2 separate regions of the Homo sapiens genome follow, and region 2 is linked to region 1. The links are chromatin contacts, found by Hi-C or POLR2A ChIA-PET in ENCODE. All regions are on one chromosome and are shown on one strand. Each heading gives the region's core, a stretch centred on a gene start or an enhancer-like site at or near the end of the contact. The rest is flanking DNA. Distances are from core to core; before and after follow the strand shown. Region 1 has its middle 23 kb from the start of KAZN-AS1. Region 2 has its middle 67 kb from the start of KAZN-AS1.

Region 1 (6,896 bases), core at 3,670-6,169:
TTAGATACCACTAGATCCCTGCTGTAGTCTTTGGCAACAGAAAGTCCGTCTGCATTGCTATGTACTGGGCCCTGGGAACATCACTGGGCTTGGAATAAGGTATCTAGGGTGGGATTCAATTATTTTTTAATTTTTTGTGTGTGGCCAATGCTGTCATTCCCCTGCTCAAATTAGCACGCAGCATTCCAGTAATGTCAACCAATTCTTTTTTTGTTTTCTGAGACAGGGTCTTGCTCTGTGGCCCAGGCTGGAGTGTAGTGGCATGATGATAGCTCACTGCAGCCTGGACCTCCTGGGCTGAAGTAATCCTCCAGCCTCAGTCTCCTGAGTAGCTGGGCCTACAGGTGTGCACCAGCACACTTGGCTAACTTAATTTTTTTTTTTTTTGTAGAGATGGGGTCTTGCCATGTTGCTCAGTCTTGAACTCCTGGCCTCAAGTGATCCTCCCACCTTGACCTCCCAAAGTGCAGGGTTACAGGCTTGAGCCACTGTGCCCAGCCTCAACCGCTTCATACTTCAAACACATGCAATGCTCAGCGTAAGGGTTTTCTCCCTGCTGGCGGGAACCCTGGGAGCCTGCGCTAGAGACAAATGGGAGATGGAAGGTGAATACCCCGGCTCCCTCTCATCTTGGCTGGGATCACTCCAATATGTGTGTTCTATGCTGTCTCCCAGAGTTCCCCAGTGGCATTGAGCCTCAGGTGTTCTCAGTACAATCCCAGTCAATACAGCACCTTTACTGACTGCCTTCACTTTCCTAATCACCAGCCAGGCTTCCCAGACCACCATGTTGGTGTTCCATAACCAAATACCACAGTCGGGGGGCTTCAACAACAGAAGTTTATTGTCTCACAGTCCTGGAAGCCAGAAGCCCAGGTTCAAGGTGTGGGCAGGGCTGGCTCCTTCTGAAAGCCGTAGGGAAGAATCAATTCCAGCCTCTCTCCCAGTTTCTGGTGGTTTCCTGGCAATCTATGACATTCCTTAGCTCATAGATGGATTACTTCCTTCTCGGCTTGTGTGTTTGTGTGCTGATCTCCCCGAGCATATGTGTCTGTTTCCACATTTTCTCCTCTTAAAAGCACACCAGTTGGCCGGGTGCAGTGGCTCATGCCTGTAATCTCAGCACTTTGGGAGGCTGAGATGGGCGGATCACCTGAGGTCAGGAGTTCGAGACCAGCCTGGCCAACATGGTGAAACCCCGCCTCTACTAAAAACACAAAAATTAGCCAGGCATGGTGGCCCATGCCTGTAATCCCAGCTACTTGGGAGGCTGAGGCAGAAGAATAGCTTGAACCCGGGAGGCGGAAGTTGTAGTGAACCAAAATCACGCCACTGCACTCCAGCCTGGGTGGCAGAGCAAGACTCCGTCTCAAAAAAAAAAAAAGCACACGGGTTATGTTGGATTAGAGCCCACCCTAATGACCTCATTTTAACTTGATTAAAGACCTCTTTCTCTTCAAATAAATTCACAGTCTGAGTACCAGAGTTTAGGGCTTCAATATGTGAATTTTGGGGGGAACAAATTCAACCCATAACATGAAACTATTTGTAACTAAAACCTAATGTTTTCAGGGTAGATATGAGGCTAGTGCGGTGATTAGATATATAAATGTTTTGGGCTCTTATTTAAAGGTGAGACATGTGATAGCTTTGGTGTAGAACAAATTTAAATTTCGAGGTCCTGAAGAAATCTCATGCACTCCAGGAGTAAATACCCAAGCTGCATCCACTGAAGAACCCCGATTCTACCCAGACGTCGGGGTGAATTGAAGCGAGCACCAATAGAGCAGAAAAAAGAATCGGGCCGGACGCGGTGGCTCACGCCTGTAATCCCAACACTTTGGGAGGCCAAGGAGGGCAGATCACCTGAGGTTAGGAGTTTTGAGACCAGCCTGACCAACATGGAGAAACCCCATCTCTACTAAAAATACAAAATTAGCCGGGCAAGGTGGCTCAAACCTGTAATCCCAGCTACTCGGGAGGCTGAGGCAGGAGAATCAGTTGGACCTGGGAGGTGGAGGTTGCGGTGAGCCAAGATTGTGCCATTGCACTCCAGCCTGGGTGACAAGAGCGAGATTCCATCTCAAAAAAAAAAAAAAAAAAAAAAATCATGAATTTAGTTTATTTTGGAGATGAGCGAGTTGGAGGGCGGGTGACACCAAAGAAACCATCAGGTAAGGATCACTGCTGCAGTGGATTTTGATATCATTTTCCATAAGGGGTATATGTACATCTCATGAAGGTTTGCAGTGAAAGCCTTTGCAATTCAAAGTTTGAGAGTTACTCTGTGTCTGAACCCATACTTTGAAGTCTATTAAAGAAAACTCTACTATTATAATCCAGGTAGGTTCAATGAGAAAAAATATATACTCTGCAGTTAGTACAGGAGTTGAGGTGGCCAGATTCCTTGTTTTATAACTTTCAATTTACCTGTCTTCTAAGTTGAGCAAATCTTGTGATCTCTCAGGTGGTGGCTCTGCTTAGGATTTACAAAAAAAATTGAAACTTGAAGGATAGTCGAAGCCCTGGGAACTCTTTTATTCAAAGTGCAAAAAAGGAGAACAATCCTGCTATAAAATTATAGCAAAATGCTGCTATACCATTTTGGCAGCAGGAAGACCACAGAATGTAATCAGAAGTCTAAGGAAAGCAGCAAAATACTTAGGTCACATGAATAAACAATGCACCTTTAATGCCTCCACATCCCTGTGGGAGGCTCGAGAGGAGTGAGTCACTGGGGATTAGCTTCTGGAATTAAGAAAACATGCTCTCCTCCATTAATGACATCTTGCCTTATCTTCCCATCCCAGTTAACACCATAATTGTACCCCATCAGAGCCCTGGAGAGTGGGCAGGAAGGCCAGGGGCCTCCAATCCAATGGAGACTCTCCCTTGCTCTCTCAGATGACTGCAGGCCTCCTGTTAGAATGATTTCCATTTGCAAACGAGGTGGGCTGCTCTTGATTTATTTCATTACTGGAGCAAAGCTCCATCCTCCATCTCTGGATGTGTCTCGTGTCTTATCTCCCAAGAGCCCCTGGCCCACAGAGGTAGACTGCTGGCTGGAACTTAATTAGGCAGCCTTTGAAGATCCAGTGGCCCCTCTGGCAGCCAGCCACCTTATCTCATGGTGCAGAAATCCCTTGGGGAGCTGTTCTTGCAGAGCACTGGGGCCCATTCGGGAGAGACTTGAGATTTATTTTTTGATTTGCAAAACAAAACAATACAAAATAAAACCTTTCTTTTAATATATTACTTGGGAAGCCCAGATCACGTTTGGAAGAGCCAAAACATTTCACGGTTGCAAGAATCTTAAAGGTTATGTAATTCAAGGAGGGTGGGTTGAGGTAGAAAAGAGAAATGGGGACCAGAGAAAGACTTGACTGATTGGCCAAGTTCACCCAAACAGCTCAATGAGACAAGCTAATGGTGCATGAGTTCCCAAAAGAAAGACTGGTGAAAAGAAAACAGATGTGGCATTCCTGAGAAGGGTGATCCTATAAATGACCCACGTGTCGGGGAGCAGGGGCCAGCTCACCTTGGCTGGTGCTGTAGGGCTAAACTGCCACAAGGCGGCAATGAACAAGACCACTTTTGCTTTTATGGGAAGTGCTTTCGGTGCTCAGTTTTAGGTACTGACACTTATGAAATCAGGCCAACAGGGATTTTTGTAGTGTCCTAACAAGAAAGTTTCAGCCCCCAAATGGAAATTTCAGGACAGGTCTTCTTTCCTCTTAGGCACAAAATAAATGGAATTCCAGGCCTGGCTCACCTCCAAGTGTCTGTGGCCTCTGGTGCTTCTGACCCTTTTCCTATCGGGTGCACCCCACCAGGTTAACCCAGCAGCAACAAGCTGAGTCCCCACAGAGCTACTTCTGGGCACCCAAGCCTGCTGGTTGAGAAGGTGTAGCTGCAACAGCTATAGACGGTTAGGGGTTTCAGCAGGTCCTCTGTGACGATCTCATACAGCAGCAAAACCTCCAAGGGCATAGTGAGCTTCTATGACAGTCCCTGTTCCTGCAGCTAAAAGTCTTGCTGATTTCTCTGAGCCCCAATTTTAAAGCACAAGCCTTGGTAGATGGGTAGTGATTTGTGTCCAATTAGCATATCAGGCATTTGGTCAGCCTGAGTGAAATGGTCAAAAGTATAAGTATATTGCCAAAGCCGCAATCCAAATCATATCCAATCTTCTCTTTGTATAACACCTTGTAATTTTCAAATGAGGCTTTCTAAATCATCATCTTTTCTGATCCTTGCAACTCTGTGAGGTGGGCAGGAGTATTGTCAGAACCTCATCTGGTTTGTAAGGCATTTCTAAGTCAATTAGAAAGATGTCCCTTCCCCTGCAGGGGGACAAAGCCTAGCTCAGCTGGACTTCAGCTCCCACTTGCTCCTCAGCTGGGTTCCCTTGTGTAGTGCACAACCTGCTCAACCCTACATGGCAGCCCTGGGTAGTCTCTCAATTTCTTAGGTGAAGAAATTAAGGCTCAGAAGGTTACTTGACTTGCTCAAGCTTACTTAACTTAGATCTTCTGGCTACGGGTCCAGTGTTGCCTTTACCATACACATCTATCCTCCCAACTCTCCTTTTTGCTTTATTTCAACAATTTCTTTTTTGTTAAAAAAAGTATATTTAATGTGAGCATACACCATTATTTCTCATTCTCACCCAAATGTCCTTCTTGCTGAGTTGAATAAATGCCCCCATCATGAGCCAGCTTTATGGGATTTTGACTCACTATGTAAAATTGCACCAAAAAATTTTAATCCTCTGAGACATTTGAGGGTTGCAGCTGCAAACAATTAATTTGTGTTAAAATCCAAACGTATCTGATGAGAACAGCATAAGTCACTGCTTTCCAAACTCTGTTCCTTAGGACACAAATACTCTCAAGACTTGAGGGGCCTCAGAATCACCTGGAGGACTTGTAAAATGTCGCTGGCCTCACGCCCAGGGTTTCTGATTCAGCAGGTCCAGGGTAGGGCATGAGAATCTGAGTTTCTCACAAGTTCCCAGGTGCTGCTGCTGCTGCTGCTGCCGCTGCCGCTGCTGCCCGGAACAACATACTGGGAAGTCCAGTTCCAGATAATGCTAATGGAAGTTCAGCATAACTTTAGTTTCAGGGTTTAAAATATATATATATATATATATGAGTATTCTCATGGAAGTTAATTCAGAAGATAGACTTGAAAAAGCCTATCATAAGCTATAAGAAGCCAAAGTTGCTTTCTGAGCTTAATTAATGTATCTTCCAGTCATTTAACAATCATTAAGAGCTGAAGATGGTCCAGGGGCTGCTCAAGGCCCTGGGGCTTCAGAGGCCTGGTCCTTGTCCTCCAGGAGCTGTCAGTCCATCAGGTGCTCAGAGAAGCAAACAGGCCATGACATCCTAATGGACTGCATACTCTGTCCTGCATATGATCAGTGCTAGTCATCTGGGGACTGGGGGTGATTGTGGTTCACTGAGACAACAGCAGGAGAGAAGAAGGTTGCTGCCAGCCCTCAGAACCTGTCTGCGTCACTCATCTGCGTTGAACGTGATGCCTTTTCTATTGCTAAGTCATAGACCTGGACACCTGACTTAACATGTGTAGTGTGCCTTGGGAATTCACAGAATGTCACAGGTGACCAGGACAGGCTTCATGGATGAGTGACCTATGCACGGCATCCCCTCTGCCAAAACAGAAGAGCACCATGCTTGGTTTAATGCTCTGCTGTGGCTGCCTTGAAATTCCTAATAATGTTTGAACAAGGGGCCTTATGTTTTGATTTTGCACTGGGACCCCTGCAAATTATGTAGCCAGTTCTAAGCATGACTTAATCAGTCATTCCTCAAACATCTTTTTGAGCAACCACAAAGTGTCATATACTGAATTAGGCATTAGAGGTTCTTGCTTCAGTAGGATGGGGTTCCTGTCGAGGAGCTAGTCACTAAATGCAGAAGACAGACATATGAATGGGAATTGACAATCCAATATGGTAGTTCCCGGAAGAGAGCAGAACACGCCCGATCCTTCATGTCTACAGCAAAGAATTTATTTCTGCCAAAGTCTCTCCAGCTGTCAGTACAAAGCTCTGCATCTCTTATCAACCCACGGAGGACTGGAATCCTCCGCCAGGTAATTTACGGAGAGGAGTTGCGGGCAGTCTCCGTCACCTAGAATATCACCCTCCTGCCAAGGTTAGCATTTGTCAAAGTCATGGTCATTAGTGCACATTTTTTACAGAGTACCTTCTTTGTGGCTGAATTCTTTAAAGTGCTGGGGACATGCAGTGAACTAGACAGATAAAGATGTTCACCTTGGTGGAGCTGGTGTTCTAGCAAACAGACATAATAGAACAACAGACCTAACGAATAAGTAGATTATGTAACCTCTTAGAGGGGGAGAGGTGCAGTGAGAAAGAAAAAAGTAGAGCCAGAACAGTGGGGTTGGGAGTAGATGGGGGTGGGACGTGGTTGGGATGAACTGAAAAGGCAAGCGCTGAAGGAGGTGAGATGTTAAACATGCTGAAGAAGGACCCTCCGGGAAGAAGGAGCAGACAACAGAGTGTAGAGCCTGTGCTTTTGAGGAACAAACAGTGAGAGGTCAGCGTTGGTGATGTGGGGTAACTATAAGAGGTAGGGGAGAAAAGAAAAGGTCAAAGCGTTATGAAGGGACCCACTCATGTTGGGCATTGTAGGCCTGCACTGTCCAATATGGCGGCCACTGCCTCATGTGACTATTTTCATTTAAATTAATTAACGTGAAACAAAATTGCAAATGTAGTTCCTTAGTCACATGAGTTATATTTTAAGTGCTCAGTAGCCACCTGTGGCCAGTGGCTACCATACTGGACAGTGTACATCTAGAACGTTCCTATCACTGCAAAAAGTTCTAAGTGAACAGCAAATTTA
Region 2 (7,004 bases), core at 2,638-5,137, 45 kb before region 1:
CACACGCCTGTAATCCCAGCTACTCAGGAGGCTGAGGCAGGAGAATTGCTTGAACCTGGGAAGCGGAGGTTGCAGTGAGCCGAGATCGCGCCACTGCACTCCAGCCTGGTGACAGAGCGAGACTCCATCTCAAAAAACAAACAAACAAACAAACCAAAAAAACAAACAAAAAAAACAACCAAATGCAGATGAGTTGTTCATTAATCTCAGGCTATACAAAGACTTTCTAAATATACACACAATTAAGATCATCTTAAGAAATGTGATGGAGTGGGTTGTACAAAAATTAAACTGTGTCTCTCAAAAAGCAAACACACTCAAAAGCCAAACTTCAAAGAAAACAAAATTGTAACTAACGCAGATAAAGGGTAAATTTTTTCCTGATATAAAAGGGTCTCAAAGATCAAAAAGAAGGACCTTCACCCATTAGTAGAACAAAAGGGTGGAAGATAAGAGCAGACAAATCACAGAGGCCAACCTGACTAGTAATCAAACAAATTAACAAGGCAAGTCACTGCCATTTATGCCAAACTGTCCAGCACAAAAAGATGCTGAATGCTGAGAGGATGAGAATGGATGTGCCTTCCTCTTCAGGCTGTTGGTGGCTTGAAGTGGCATGCTCATTCTCAAAAGCATTTGACAATGGGTAACAAAGACTTAAAATGAGTTCACAACCTTTGACAAAGGAATTCCATTTCCAGCAAGTCTATTCTAGGGAAACAGTCAGATATGTAGGCAAAGATTTATACACAAGAATATTTATTCATGAGAGAAATGAACATTGAAATTCTATTTTGAATAATATTTAAATTAAGGAAAAATTCTCCTTAAATAATGTTGATTGAAAAGTGATTTCAAAACAGTGTATTCATTATTATTATTATTATTATTATTATTATTATTATTTTTAAGACAGAGTCTTACTCTGTCACACAGGCTGGAGTGCAGTGGTGCAATCTAGGCTCACTGCAAACTCTGCCTCCCAGGTTCAAGTGATTCTCCTGCCCCAGCCTCCCAAGTAGCTGGGATTACAGGCATGTGCCACCATGGCCAGCTAAGTTTTGTATTTTCAGTATAGATGAGGTTTCACCATGTTGGCCAGGCTGCTCTTGAACTCCTGACCTCAAGTGATCCGCCTGCCTTGGCTTCTCAAAGTGTTTGTTAGGATTACAGGCATGAGCCGCTGTGCCCAGCCCAAAACGGTGTATTCAATTTACACTGAATTACAATAAATTGATCCCAATTTATATAGATACATTTTATGTAGATACAGTTTATATATATATAATTTTATCCCGATTTATATAGATATAGTTGATCTCAATTTATATAGATACAGATACACAGAACTTATATAGATGTGTATAATAGATATATAGAGTCCCAAAATGTTACCCGTGATTATCTCTAGTCAAATTACAGTTAGTTATTATTTTTGTCATATTCTTCTTTTTTTCACATTTCCAATTTTTCTACAACGTGTAGAAATGACCTCAATCATAAGAAACCCCAAGATTATTTTTAAAAAGACGAAAACAACAATTGCCAAAGAATTTGGCTCCCAAGGTGTGGGACAGAAGTTAACTCTAGTGATCTCTGTTTCTCTTTCTCTCAAGGCCCAATAAAGGGAAAATACAATTAAGTTAATCGCCATAAACATTTACTGCACCCTTACCGTGAATAAGGCACAGTGCTGAGGGCAGTGAAACAATGCAAAGATGGACAAGAAATGAATCCTGTCCTCCAAACACAGTCATCAAGTCAAAATAGATGGACCCCAAATTGGAAAGCCAGAAAACATGGCGCACGGGGCCAAGGGGTGATGGGAAGCCAGAGGCAGATGGAGAGGGCTAACGGGAAGGATCCCTGGGGGAAGAAACTTTCTTGCACTTCTCAGACATCGCAGGAATTACAATGCCATGGAGGAAGTTTTCTTTTCTGGAATTCCTTTCAGGGACAGCATTTTGTGTGGTTGGAGGAAGGGGTGGTGAATGAAAAAAGCAGCCTGTGATTGAAGACGCTTACAGGAGGGCAGGCGCTCTGCTAAATGCTTTAATTGTGCTCTTTCACTGAATCCTCAGACTGAGCCTATGAGGTTGCCACTATTACAAGCCCCATGTTCTAGATGGGGAAGTGGAGGCCCAGCAGTTACATAATGTGCCTGTGTCTGCACACAGCACATGGTAGAACCAGGATTTCAGTCCAAGCAATTTCACCTTAGAGCCTTTACTCATTTTTCCTACAGAGTGGAGCTTGCAAATTGGGCCAGAGTGGAATTGTTCAGACCTTAGCGACGATGAGAGGTCACCGTTCTCTTTTTCAGCATCCTCCTGTCTTTCTTCCTCTCTCCCCAACATCTCAGGCAGCTTTGAGCCTCTCCTCCAAGCAAGTGACTAAGAGACAGATATGTCAAGAATATTGTATTGAAGGTGTGCCAAATGATTAGCCTCTACATGATACTGAAGAGTCTTAAGTCTGGGCCTCTGGAGAGCCCAAAAGGGAGACAGGTTTCTTCTGCAAAGACTCATCTATGATCCCTGTTGTAAGTTATTAGTTTAATGAATACTTGCTGAGCATCCAATATGCTAGGATATTGTGTTAGGTGCTGGGGATACTCTCAAAGCTCCTTAGTCAAAACCCTCCAGTCTACAGACCTCTCCTCTGAGCCAGTGGCCCATGTGACCTCCTTCCTTGGAAGGCCTCACCCTCAGCACATCCCAACTGAATCACTGCTCCGTTCCAAGCCTCCCATTCCTTCTGGATCCTTTCCTGGTGAGGCAGCACTATCTACCCAGATCTGCAAGCCACAAATGACCTTCTGCCCCATGGCATCTGATCCATCCTCAAATGTTGTCCAGGCTCACCCCTCAAAAATATCTACTGCTGTCCACCAGCACTGCCACCACCTCAGTTGCAGCCACCATCCTCTCTCCTGGACAACCACTCTAGCCTCCGAAAGGTATTCCCGCATTGGTTCAGTTGTCACACAGAGAGAACTTAACTCTTTCCTTTCCTCCACTTTTAAAAGCCTCTGGGTTTTTTGTTTATCTTTGGAACAAAATAAAAGTCTTTGGCTCCAGCCCCTACTTAGCTAATTTCTTCATCTCTCCTCTTCTTCCCTTTGTATGTGGATATGAAGCTGGGGAAATAAGTGAATGTCTGGACACCAGGCTGTGACATTGGTGACTTTGGGGTGTGAGGCTGGGGATGAGAAAGGAGGTGGGTAGAGGGAGATTTTTCTCATGTATCTTTGAACTGTTTCACTGGCTATAGTGAATACAAGTTAACTCTGTAATATTAGCAAAGAAAATTAATAAAGTATGCTTACATATTGTCCATTACTTAAGGAAGGAGAGTCTTTTAGTTAGCTATATGGAAAACTTTACTGTAATGTTTGCCTTTTCCTTCCCTATGGTGTCCCCAAAAAACCAGGTCAAACAAAACAGGAGGTAAGGAGGGGGCCTGAGCACTCATGCTGGTGTTGGACCAAGAGCTTTCAACTAAGTGGAAAAGAAAAGTGCAACCCTGTTGATTTAGTCCAGTGTCCTAACGTGCCAGGAAAGAACTCACCACTGTAGCTGTTAGCACTGATTTATGGAATCTCATCTAGACCATTTTCAGCCCTACCAAAAAATAGCTGGTCCTCTGAATACACACAGCTGATGAATGCCTCTGTTTAACTTGGCCACAAGCAAAACCACACTGAATGTGAATAATTGCTTCAGATAAAAAGACAGAACCCGTAATTTACAGGGAGCTACCAAGGAATTTAGGCTCGAGGTCAAACCGATGGCCTGGCAAGTATAATATTATGCCTGGCACTTCCCAGTGGTCAGTACTTTGGAATCCAGCCCGCCTAGTCTGTGAAATTCACCATGGAGGACAAGAAACGGAATTCTCCTCCCAAGCCTGAAGGTGTTAGTGGCATGGTGTCAACTCTTATTACCTAGTTAAAAATTGATTATCAAAATGTCTATCTGCTGAGTCTATCTGACTCAACCATCTTCACTACGCATTATCTTTTGTGGATCTTAAATGTACAGGCTATTAAAGTGGGCCAGCTCCTCTTATAAAACAAGACAGAGGAAAAGCAGGAATGTTTCCAAGATAGCTTCTGTATGAGTAACATACAACGGTAGAGTAATGAACTATGATGCTAAATTTTCATTATGAAATTTCACTTTTCCTCCTCAATTTATTTTCCTGGAATCTAGAGTAGGCACCAGGATTTTAACCACAAGCCACAGTTGGTGAGGACTTAAGCATCCCACAACATACATTATGTTAAAAATAATTTCATTTGTGAAGTACTCATTGGTCTTAACTGAGAGTTGGTGGAAAGGAACAGTAAAGGGAGAGCTTTCAAACTTTCATCCAAGTCAAACCTGGATGAATGGGTAGAAATCTTAATGTCTTTAAACTTATTTTTCATTTTTTCCATCTAGATATATATTTCCTGAAATATTAAGGTCTTGGGGCAGGATGGCTGGAAAAGTGAACTCTAAATGATGCAGGGCAGGCGAGCCCCAAAGTGGAGCTTAGCCACGTTAGCTTGGCTTTGCCCAGGAAAATTCAAGGGAAAGCCAGAGGTAGAAGAGAACAGCTTTACTGAACAGGCAGTGCTATAGGTCTGGTGGTGTTACAGCTCCATGACTGCTCCCGCAGAGCAAGACTACCCTGTGGGCAGAGAGTAGCTGCTCAGGGCAGTTCTGCAGTCATATTCATATCCACTTTTTTTTTTTTTTTTTTTGAGATGGAGTCTCGCTCTGTCGCCCAGGCTGGAGTGCAGTGGTGTGATCTTGGTTCACTGCAACCTCCGCCTCTGGGGTTCAAGTGATTCTCCTGCCTCAGCCTCCTAAGTAGCCGGGACTACAGGCACGCACCAGCATGCCCGGCTAATTTTTGTATTTTTAGTGGAGACAGGGTTTCACCATGTTGGTCAGGCTGGTCTTTTACTCCTGACCTTGTGATCCACCCGCCTCAGCCTCCCGACGTGCTGGGATTACAGGTGTGAGCCACCACGCAGGTCCAGATCCACTTTTAATTGCGTGCAGATTAAGGGGCAGTTTATGCAGGGTGGGGGTAGTAACTTTTGGATCACTGAATGCCATGGAAAGAGGTGGCAAGTTCTGGGTGTTGCCATGGCAACAGTAAATTGACAAGCCACACTGGTAGGTGGGCCTGATTGAAAGCTGCTTTTGCCCCTGGCCCTGTTGTAGCTAGTCAGCTAGTCCTCAGTCTGGTCCAGGTCTGAGCCCCACCTCTGGAGTTGAGTCCCACCTCCTACCTCATAAAGACATATCTGGATTAATTCAAAGTGGGTGGCACTAGAAATGTTGGACAAGCTTTTAAGATGTCCCTTGCAAAGAGTGGAATGTGAGAATTTGGTGTTTCTTTGAATGCAACGTGGTCAATGAAAGGGAAATGCTGTTTGATATCCTCAGGGTTGCTTGTCTTGTGGGTGATTCTGGCCTTCCTTTCAGTAGACTTGATCTCTTTTATAATTTCCCCTTTTCTTTCCCTGAAATAAAGGTTAGCAAGTTCTTTTGGATACGTGATAGATTGAGTGACATATGGCCTCAATTCTTCATTTTCCCCTGAATCTAAACCCTTTGCAATGTAAGTTTGCACAACCTCTTCATTGTATGTGGTGGTGTGGGGGAGAATTTTGTCCCATCTCTTAGTTTTGGGCTCAGCGTGTGATTTGCTTTGGCCGAGGCTATGAGAGCAGACATGAGACAAACAGAAGTTTGACAAAGCATTTTGGCATTTCCACTCACTTTTTTGGCTTTTGCTGTGAAACATGTCTGAGTTAACCTGCTGGAGAATGAGACCCCAGAGCAAAGCTGAATCAACACAGTTATCCCAGGAGATGCCCCAGACATGTGAGAGAGACCAGCCAAGATCGCATGGCTGCCTGAACTCCCTGCAGCTGACCGCAGCCATGTGAATGCGCCTTGCGGAGCCGAGTCTTGGATGAGCAGAACCAGGCAGCCAGCCTGCAGACCCTGAACAAAAACAAATGTTTACTGTCTGCCACTGAAGTTTTGAGGTTGTTTGTTATGCAGCACTATTGGGACAATAGATAACTGATACAAGATGAAGTTACTTTTTTCTTATACTTGGTTCAAGGAAGAAGTATGAGCACAGAATATTGTCTTTAAAAAATTGATAAAAATTGTACATATTCATGGTATACAACCTGATATTTTGAAACACGAATATATTGTGGACTGGCTAAATTGAAATAATTAACATATACATTACCTCACATATTTTTTTTTGGTGGTGTAAACACTTAAAATCTGCTTTCTTAGCAATTTTCAAGAATATAATACATTGTTATCGACTATAGCCACACCGTTGTGCAATAGATCTCTTGAACTTATTTCTCCTAGCTAACTGAAAGCAATCTTGAGCAAAGAGAGCCAAACTGGAGGCCTCACACATTACCTGATTTCAAACTATACTACAAAGCTAGAGTAATTAAAACACCATCGTACTGGCATAAGAACAGACACATAGACCGTCAGAACAGAATAGAAAGCTCCGAAATAAATCCATGCATCTATGGTCAATCAATTTTCAATAAAGATGCCAAGAAAGTACAATGAGGAGAAGACGATCTCTTTAATAAACGGTACTGGAAAAACTGGATATCCACATGCGGGAGAATCAAATTAGACCATTATCTCACACCATATACAAAAACATAATTTAAAGTGGATTAAAGACTTTATGTAAGACCTGAAACTATAAAACTACTGGAAGAAAACATAGGGCAATGGCTCCATGACACTGGTCAGAGCAATGATTTTTTGATCTATGACCCCAAAAATAGGGGCAACAAAAGTGAAAACAGACAAATAGGATTAACCTAAAAAGTCTCTGTACAGCAAAGGAAACAGTCAACAGAACGAAGAGACAACCTATTGAATGGGAGAAAATATTTGCAAATGTATAAATGTATAAAACCGATGTAAACCTATACATACCTAAAATGT

The links. Hi-C counts contacts between places; a loop is a spot of excess contacts on that map. ChIA-PET counts read pairs that join two places held with the same protein, here RNA polymerase II (POLR2A).
Region 2: a loop to region 1 is called in a map of PC-3, with 6 times the contacts of the local background. The contact joins two enhancer-like sites. A Hi-C loop is called at or near these places in 2 of 168 maps with a recorded cell type or tissue (IMR-90 and PC-3). POLR2A ChIA-PET finds 5 or more read pairs at or near these places in 1 of 52 experiments (AG04449).

What each region holds. Positions count from the first base shown.
Region 1 is chr1:14,439,519-14,446,414 of GRCh38, reverse strand. It overlaps a transcript of KAZN not described here. Among named protein-coding and RNA genes, the nearest start is that of KAZN-AS1, 23 kb to the right of the region's middle. Within about 2 kb of position 4,919, at least 3 of the 41 ENCODE cell types and tissues checked have a DNase peak (open chromatin) inside an H3K27ac peak, as active enhancers do; they include IMR-90 and PC-3, where a contact is called at or near this core.
Region 2 is chr1:14,483,639-14,490,642 of GRCh38, reverse strand. It overlaps a transcript of KAZN not described here. Among named protein-coding and RNA genes, the nearest start is that of KAZN-AS1, 67 kb to the right of the region's middle. Within about 2 kb of position 3,887, at least 3 of the 41 ENCODE cell types and tissues checked have a DNase peak (open chromatin) inside an H3K27ac peak, as active enhancers do; they include IMR-90 and PC-3, where a contact is called at or near this core.